Linked DNA regions of Homo sapiens: region 2 is linked to region 1. The links are chromatin contacts, found by Hi-C or POLR2A ChIA-PET in ENCODE. All regions are on one chromosome and are shown on one strand. Each heading gives the region's core, a stretch centred on a gene start or an enhancer-like site at or near the end of the contact. The rest is flanking DNA. Distances are from core to core; before and after follow the strand shown.

Region 1 (3,274 bases), core at 454-2,953:
GCGGCCAAGAGGAGGTGCTGGAGGGCCCAGGGGTCCCAGTGCTGCCTCAGCCCCACCCGACTTGGGAGCTTTTGTGTTCAGAGAGACTGAGGTTTTCAGCTTAGAGGACACCTCCGTGGAACACATCTGCACCGCGGCAGGGGAGGAAAGGCTGGGGGCACACAAGCACCCTCCCTCCCGCCCTCACCCCGAAGCTGAGGGGACCAGGGCGGACAGATTCCCCCACCTCTGATGTGGCCAGGGGCCCTGGGGACTCCAGGACAACCCTCCTCAGGATGACGTCAAACCCCCGGCATTCAAACCTTCCCAAGTTCTGGCTGCAGCTGTCCCTTTCCGGGGAAACAAAGGCACCTCCAGCGCCCCCACCCCCAGCCAGCCTCACCGATCAAGGAGGCCAAAGGCAGCTCCCGGCCCCGCTTACATAAAGCTTCCTGTGTGTGCTGGTCACACCTCACACCTCACGCCTCACGCCTCATGCCTCATTCACACCTCACACCTCACTCCTCACACCTCCAACTCAGACTTTTTAGCTTGAACTTTTTTCTCAATAAAACCACAGAAGCCCAGGCCGGGTGCAGTGACTCATGCCTGTGATCCCAGCACTTTGCGAGGCCGAGGTGGGCAGATCACGAGGTCAGGAGATCGAGACCATCCTGGCTAACATGGTGAAACCCCGTCTCTACTAAAAATACAAAAAAATTAGCCAGGTGTGGTGGCGGGCGCCTGTAGTCCCAGCTACCCGGCAGGCTGAGGCAGGAGAATGGCGTGAACCCAGGAAGCTGAGCTTGTAGTGAGCCGAGATCGCACCACTGTACTCCCCGCCTGGGCGACAGAGTCAGACTCCGCCTCAAAAAAACAACAAAAAAAAAAACAACACAGAAACCCAACAGAGACCTGAAGACGTGCCTGCCTCCCCCATCTCCGGGACCTCTCCCACCTGGGTGAAGGGGGCACGTGAGCCTCACCTGATCTTGACCATCTCAGCTAAAACACTGAACCACCCTTGGCACCCACCAGCAGCAGACGGAGAAGAACTGTATAGGGTGCAAAAGCGCCCCGCCACCATCAGGTCCAGATGAAAACCTACAAGTTGAATCAGCAAGGTGCTGACGGATACGCAAGCAGAAACCCTCTTATAGGAGGTTCAAGGCTGGGCGCAGTGGCTCACTCCTGTAATCCCAGCACTTTGGGAGGCCAAGGCGAGCAGATCACTTGAGGTCAGGAGCCTCAGACCAGCCTGGCCGATATGGCAAAACCCTGTCTGTACTAAAAATACAAAAATTAGCCAGGCATGGTGGGGGGTGCCTGTAATCCCAGCTACTCGGAAGCCTGAGGCAGGAGAATCGCTTGAACCTGGGATGTGGAGGTTGCAGTGAGCTGGGACAGCACCATTTCCCTCCAGCTCGGGTGACAGCAAGACCCTGTCTCAAAAAAAAAAAAAAAGTTTGAGAATGTCAGACAAGGCAGCACCCTGTGTAGGTGCTCAGGTTGGGCGGAGTCTCTCTCGGGGGAGGGGGGTAACAGGACAGCGCCTCCCGGGGCCTCCTTGCATGTCTGTGTCCTGATGCACAGCAGGCGGGGGCTGCGGGGACCAGAGAAGGAAGAAGCGCCCCAGCTGGGCACTTCCCGAGGAGGAAGTGGTGCCGGAATTTCCCCCAGGTGTGGCCTCAGGTATAAGAGCGGCTGCTGCCAGGTGCATGGCCAGGTGCACCTGTGGGATTGCCGCCAGGTGTGCAGGCCGCTCCAAGCCCAGCCTGCCCCGCTGCCGCCACCATGACGGTGAGCCTCTCCACATGCCGCTCGGATGGATGCTGCTTGGATGTGCAGCCTGGCATGGAAGGGCTGGGGTTCTCTGAGCCTGGGAGGAGGGTGTTGGGATGGGGTCTGGGAAACCCCTCAGTCTGGGGGTAGGGGAGGCAGCTGCAGATCCTCGGAGCGCTGGCATGCTGGGTGTCTTGGGCTGAAGGGCTAGCCTCTCTGGGCTTCAGTTTCCCCATCTATAGAGGGAGGGCTGTACTCCATCTTTCCGCTGGGAACAAGGAAAGCTGAGGTGGAAGTGAGGTGCCCCCTGCCCTGGGCACCTCCTAACCACCCACCTGCCTGTTTCACCAGCTCCTCCCCGGCCTCCTGTTTCTGACCTGGCTGCACACATGCCTGGCCCACCATGACCCCTCCCTCAGGGGGCACCCCCACAGTCACGGTACCCCACACTGCTACTCGGCTGAGGAACTGCCCCTCGGCCAGGCCCCCCCACACCTGCTGGCTCGAGGTGCCAAGTGGGGGCAGGCTTTGCCTGTAGCCCTGGTGTCCAGCCTGGAGGCAGCAAGCCACAGGGGGAGGCACGAGAGGCCCTCAGCTACGACCCAGTGCCCGGTGCTGCGGCCGGAGGAGGTGTTGGAGGCAGACACCCACCAGCGCTCCATCTCACCCTGGAGATACCGGTGAGGACCTGGGGATTCCGCTGTGGCGTGGGGCTGCCCCTCCCCTGGCGGGGCCCTGACTGCCCGGAGAGCTCTCTGGGCCTTGGTGGTTCTCACCTGTCAAGTGGGCGTGGCCACCTGAGCTCCCTCCCTCCGGCCCTCCTGACCTGGACGGCTGAGCTGCTGCTTGCGGCTGGCCGTGCCCTGCCTCCCACTGTCCTAGGTGGCCAGGGTCCCCTGGGGAAATTCTGGGCCCGTCACCTGAGCTCCTGCAGAAGTGGGGCTGGGTGATGAAGTGGAAGGGAGGCTCCTAGAGGCCTCCGGACCCTGCTCTGTGCTCTTGGAGGGCCCTGGGGAGACGTGGATTACCACCACATGTGAGCCCGACTGCACCCCAAGCCCGTGTGGCTCAGCCCTCGCTGCCTCAGGTCCTATCCTGAGTACACGGAGAGGGGCCCTGAGGGGAGAGGGGCCTCCAGGAGGACAGGGTAGGGCCAGAGACTCACTGTGCACCCCGTCCCGCAGTGTGGACACGGATGAGGACCGCTATCCACAGAAGCTGGCCTTCGCCGAGTGCCTGTGCAGAGGCTGTATCGATGCACGGACGGGCCGCGAGACAGCTGCGCTCAACTCCGTGCGGCTGCTCCAGAGCCTGCTGGTGCTGCGCCGCCGGCCCTGCTCCCGCGACGGCTCGGGGCTCCCCACACCTGGGGCCTTTGCCTTCCACACCGAGTTCATCCACGTCCCCGTCGGCTGCACCTGCGTGCTGCCCCGTTCAGTGTGACCGCCGAGGCCGTGGGGCCCCTAGACTGGACACGTGTGCTCCCCAGAGGGCACCCCCTATTTATGTGTAT
Region 2 (3,445 bases), core at 489-2,988, 93 kb after region 1:
TGCTGATCTCACAGCCCCATCTGCCACAGAGGGAACCTCGCGACACAAAAACAAAGTGACCCTCGATGCTGGGGAACCCAGGACATGCTGAACCCACAGCCCCATCTGCCACAGAGGGAACCTCGTGACCCAAAAACAAAGTGACCCTCGATGCTGGGGAACCCAGGACATTCTGAACCCACAGCCCCCATCTGCCACAGAGGGAACCTCGCGACCCAAAAACAAAGTGACCCTCGATGCTGGGGAACCCAGGACATGCTGAACCCACAGCCCCATCTGCCACAGAGGGAACCTCGCGACACAAAAACAAAGTGACCCTCGATGCTGGGGAACCCAGGACATGCTGAACCCACAGCCCCATCTGCCACAGAGGGAACCTCGCGACCCAAAAACAAAGTGACCCTCGATGCTGGGGAACCCAGGACATGCTGAACCCACAGCCCCATCTGCCACAGAGGGAACCTCACGATACAAAAACAAAGTTACCCTCGATGTTGGGGAACCCAGGACATGCTGATCTCACAGGATGGCGACTGCATGGCGCAGCCGCGTGGAAGGAGGCAGAAGAAGGGGAGCTGGCCTAGGTGACGCTTGATAGCAGGTATTTCAACAAGGAAGAGGTGGACAGGAGACGGGGAGCTGGCCTCGGTGATGCTCGAAAGCAGATGTTTCAACAAGGAAGAGCTGGAGGGCCCAGAGGCTGAGGCAGCCCTGTAGCAACAGGCACACCCAGCGCCCAGACCCCGGGCTCTAAACCTCACGCTCCTAGAACTCGATTGGGCTCCCTGGAGCAATGGCTGTGAGCACAAGGCTGGGCCTGGGTAGCAGAAGATGAGGCAGCAGCGCCTGGGAGCAGAAAACAAGACGGGGCCGGGCGTGGCAGCTCACGCCTGTAATCCCAGGAGGGAGGCCTGTAATTTGGGAGGCGGGTGGATCACCTGAGGTCAGGAGTTCAAGACCAGCCTGGCCAAGATGGTGAAACCCCGTCTCTACTAAAAATACAAAAATTAGCCGGGCCTGGTGGTGCTTGCCTGTAATCCTAGCCACGAGGGAGGCTGAGACAGGAGAATTGCTTGAACCCGGGAGGCGGAGGCTGCAGTGAGCCGAGATTGTGCCAGTGTACTCCAGCCTGGGTGACAGAGCAAGACTCCATCTCAAAAAAAAAAAAAAAAAAAAAAAGGGTTCTTGCTATGTTGACCAGAGTGGTTTCAAACTCCTGGCCTCAAGGGATGCTCCTGCCTCAGCCTCCCAAAGTGCTGGCATCACAGGCGTGAACCACCATGCCCAGCCAAATACGGGGAGATGATGTAACAGTGTGTGGCCGGAGGGGCCAGGACCCACTCAGCAGAGGGGAGGCCCAGGGTCTGCGGATGACAGAATTCTTGGAAAGCAGCCAGTAACAAATGGCAGCTGTCCTTGATGGGAATCCCAGCTGACAGACACACAGAGACAGCAGAGAGAAAGTCTGTTTCGTAAAACCACAAGGCTGACCCCACACAGCCCACCAGTGCCAACAGGCTGGGTGCCACTGTGGGGCAGGTGGGACGCCCCTGAGCCGGCCACGTGCACAAATGTGACTCCCCATCTCAGACCGCAGGGTGCTGTGTGCCTTGAGCAGACCTGCAGCACCAGGACAGCCACGCAAATCCAGTCTCACGGCGTCAGCAACGCTACCGGCCTCCCTCCGGAACTTCCCAAGAGACAGGAGAGGCGGGGGCGGCTTAGACCCAAGACAAGAGACTAGAGCAAACATCAGACCAGATCCCGTCTGAAAACCAAATGGCCACAAAGAAGGGTGCTGAGGCCGGGGCTGTTTGAATGCAGAGGACACGTTTGACGATGGCACTGCCAGGAGACGGGACCACGGGTGTGGGGCTGTGGGCTCAGACACCCTCACCCAGGAGACGCATGCTCGAGGCAGCACTTGGGTGTGAGGCATCACGGCCGACCCGCACGGGGCCCGGAGAGGACGCAGTGCTCCTTGTGTGACTCACAACTTTCCTGAAGGTTTGAAATATTTCAAGATAGAATACTGGGCAAAAAAGGAAAAGAGAACAGCAGAGCCTGGAGGGGGCCAGGCCGCCCCCGAGAGACAGGATGCAGGTGATGGCGCCTGGGTAGGATGTGGAGCAGAGAGGAGGGACTGGAGGAGGCCAAGGCTAAGTCTAGGAGGGTGGACAGGAGTCTGGGGCAGGCGGGAAACACCCCCACGGGCATCCACAAAGCCACAAAGCCCACTCCCACCCAAGCCACGTGCCCCTCACCAATGCACAGGGCCGGGGGCATCCCCAGGCACAGCAGGTACTGGTACAGCAGGAACAGCGCCAGGAAGAGGCAGTAGTTGGGCCAGAGGCGGGCAATGGCCTGGCGGTGCCTGCGGGTGAGGATGGCCACCAGCCAGCAACCGTGCAGGGTCACCAGAAAGTTCATGCGCTGCCCGATCACGTTCACGGCCATCAGGAAGCAGATCTGGGGAGGGGAGAGGGCGGGGTGTGGGGATGCACTGAGTCTGGGGGGAGGGACTTTCTTGTCCCACCCAGCAGGCCTCAGGCTTGCAGCAGCCCTGCCTGGAGGCTGCGGGCATCAAGCAAGGACAGGGCCAGCGGCGCTGTCAAGAGGGCAGGAGTGGCTGGCAGTTGCCATCGTGCAGGGGAAACTGAGGCTCCAGGAGGTGGGCTGTACAGTAGAGCAGATCTAACTTGGCCCCCTGCCTGTTGTCAGCACCGACACACCACAGGAGTCCAGGGAAGCCGTGCCTGGCCCTGAGTCCCCCACCCTCTGTGGCCCAGGCAAACCCAGGTGGGGCCAGGCTTGCGGTGCCTGCACGGTGCAGCCGTCCCTCCCTCCCGAAGGCCAAGCCCTGCCCCAGGGGGAGGCAATGTCCTTGCCTCACCTCCAGCCCGAATTTGTAGAAGAAGAAGTTGATGAAGTACTTGAGGCAGCCGAGCAGATCCTGGTCCAGCTGCTGGCGGGTGCCGCTGGCAAACACGGCCTGGGCAGGCAGCGGGGCCAGCTGGTGCTGCCGGCGGTAGTGCTCCTGGCGCCGGTACACGATGGCCTCGAATACCAGCAGCAGCAGCACTTGCAGGTGGTTCTGCGGAGGGCAAGGGTCAGGGGGCAGCCGGGTACTCGCCCGCCCAGCCGCCCACCAGCCCTTCAACTCACCTGGATGTAGCCCAGGTTGGGGAACCCTTTCCGCACCCCAAACCAGTTGGCAGGGTCCACGGGCCCCCGGTACAGCAGGGACTGGCTGATCTCCGTGGGCAGCAAGTTGGTGCTGTTGGGGAAGGGCTGGCAAGAGGCCAGGCATCAGTGCCCCCTCCCAGGCCACAGTGCCCCCTGGCCCTGCCCGGAGCCCACCACAGCCACAGCTCTGGGGCAGGTCCACTGCTCCCCAGCCAGGGACACGGGGGCTGCCAGCCTTGGAGCCACCTTCACGGGGAAG

What was found. A loop is a pair of places that touch in the nucleus more often than their neighbours do. ChIA-PET counts read pairs that join two places held with the same protein, here RNA polymerase II (POLR2A). Pooled maps may share reads with other maps.
Region 2: a loop to region 1 is called in a pooled map, with 2.0 times the contacts of the local background. The contact joins the promoter of HSALR1 here to the promoter of IL17C in region 1. A Hi-C loop is called at or near these places in 1 of 37 single-sample maps with no recorded cell type and 2 of 50 pooled maps. POLR2A ChIA-PET finds 5 or more read pairs at or near these places in 2 of 52 experiments (Panc1 and activated B cell).

The regions. Positions count from the first base shown.
Region 1 is chr16:88,636,869-88,640,142 of GRCh38, forward strand. It overlaps IL17C (interleukin 17C), which reads left to right and starts at 1,704. Exons shown (of 3, transcript NM_013278.4): 1 at 1,704-1,779; 2 at 2,113-2,441; 3 at 2,946-3,274. The coding sequence starts at 1,774. The coding sequence ends at 3,204. It overlaps LOC124903755 (a long non-coding RNA gene), which reads left to right. Exons shown (of 2, transcript XR_007065181.1): 2 at 1-566.
Region 2 is chr16:88,729,442-88,732,886 of GRCh38, forward strand. It overlaps HSALR1 (HSP90AB1 associated lncRNA 1), which reads left to right and starts at 1,739. Exons shown (of 3, transcript NR_103774.1): 1 at 1,739-2,007. It overlaps PIEZO1 (piezo type mechanosensitive ion channel component 1 (Er blood group)), which reads right to left. Exons shown (of 51, transcript NM_001142864.4): 20 at 3,166-3,291; 21 at 2,894-3,094; 22 at 2,265-2,469.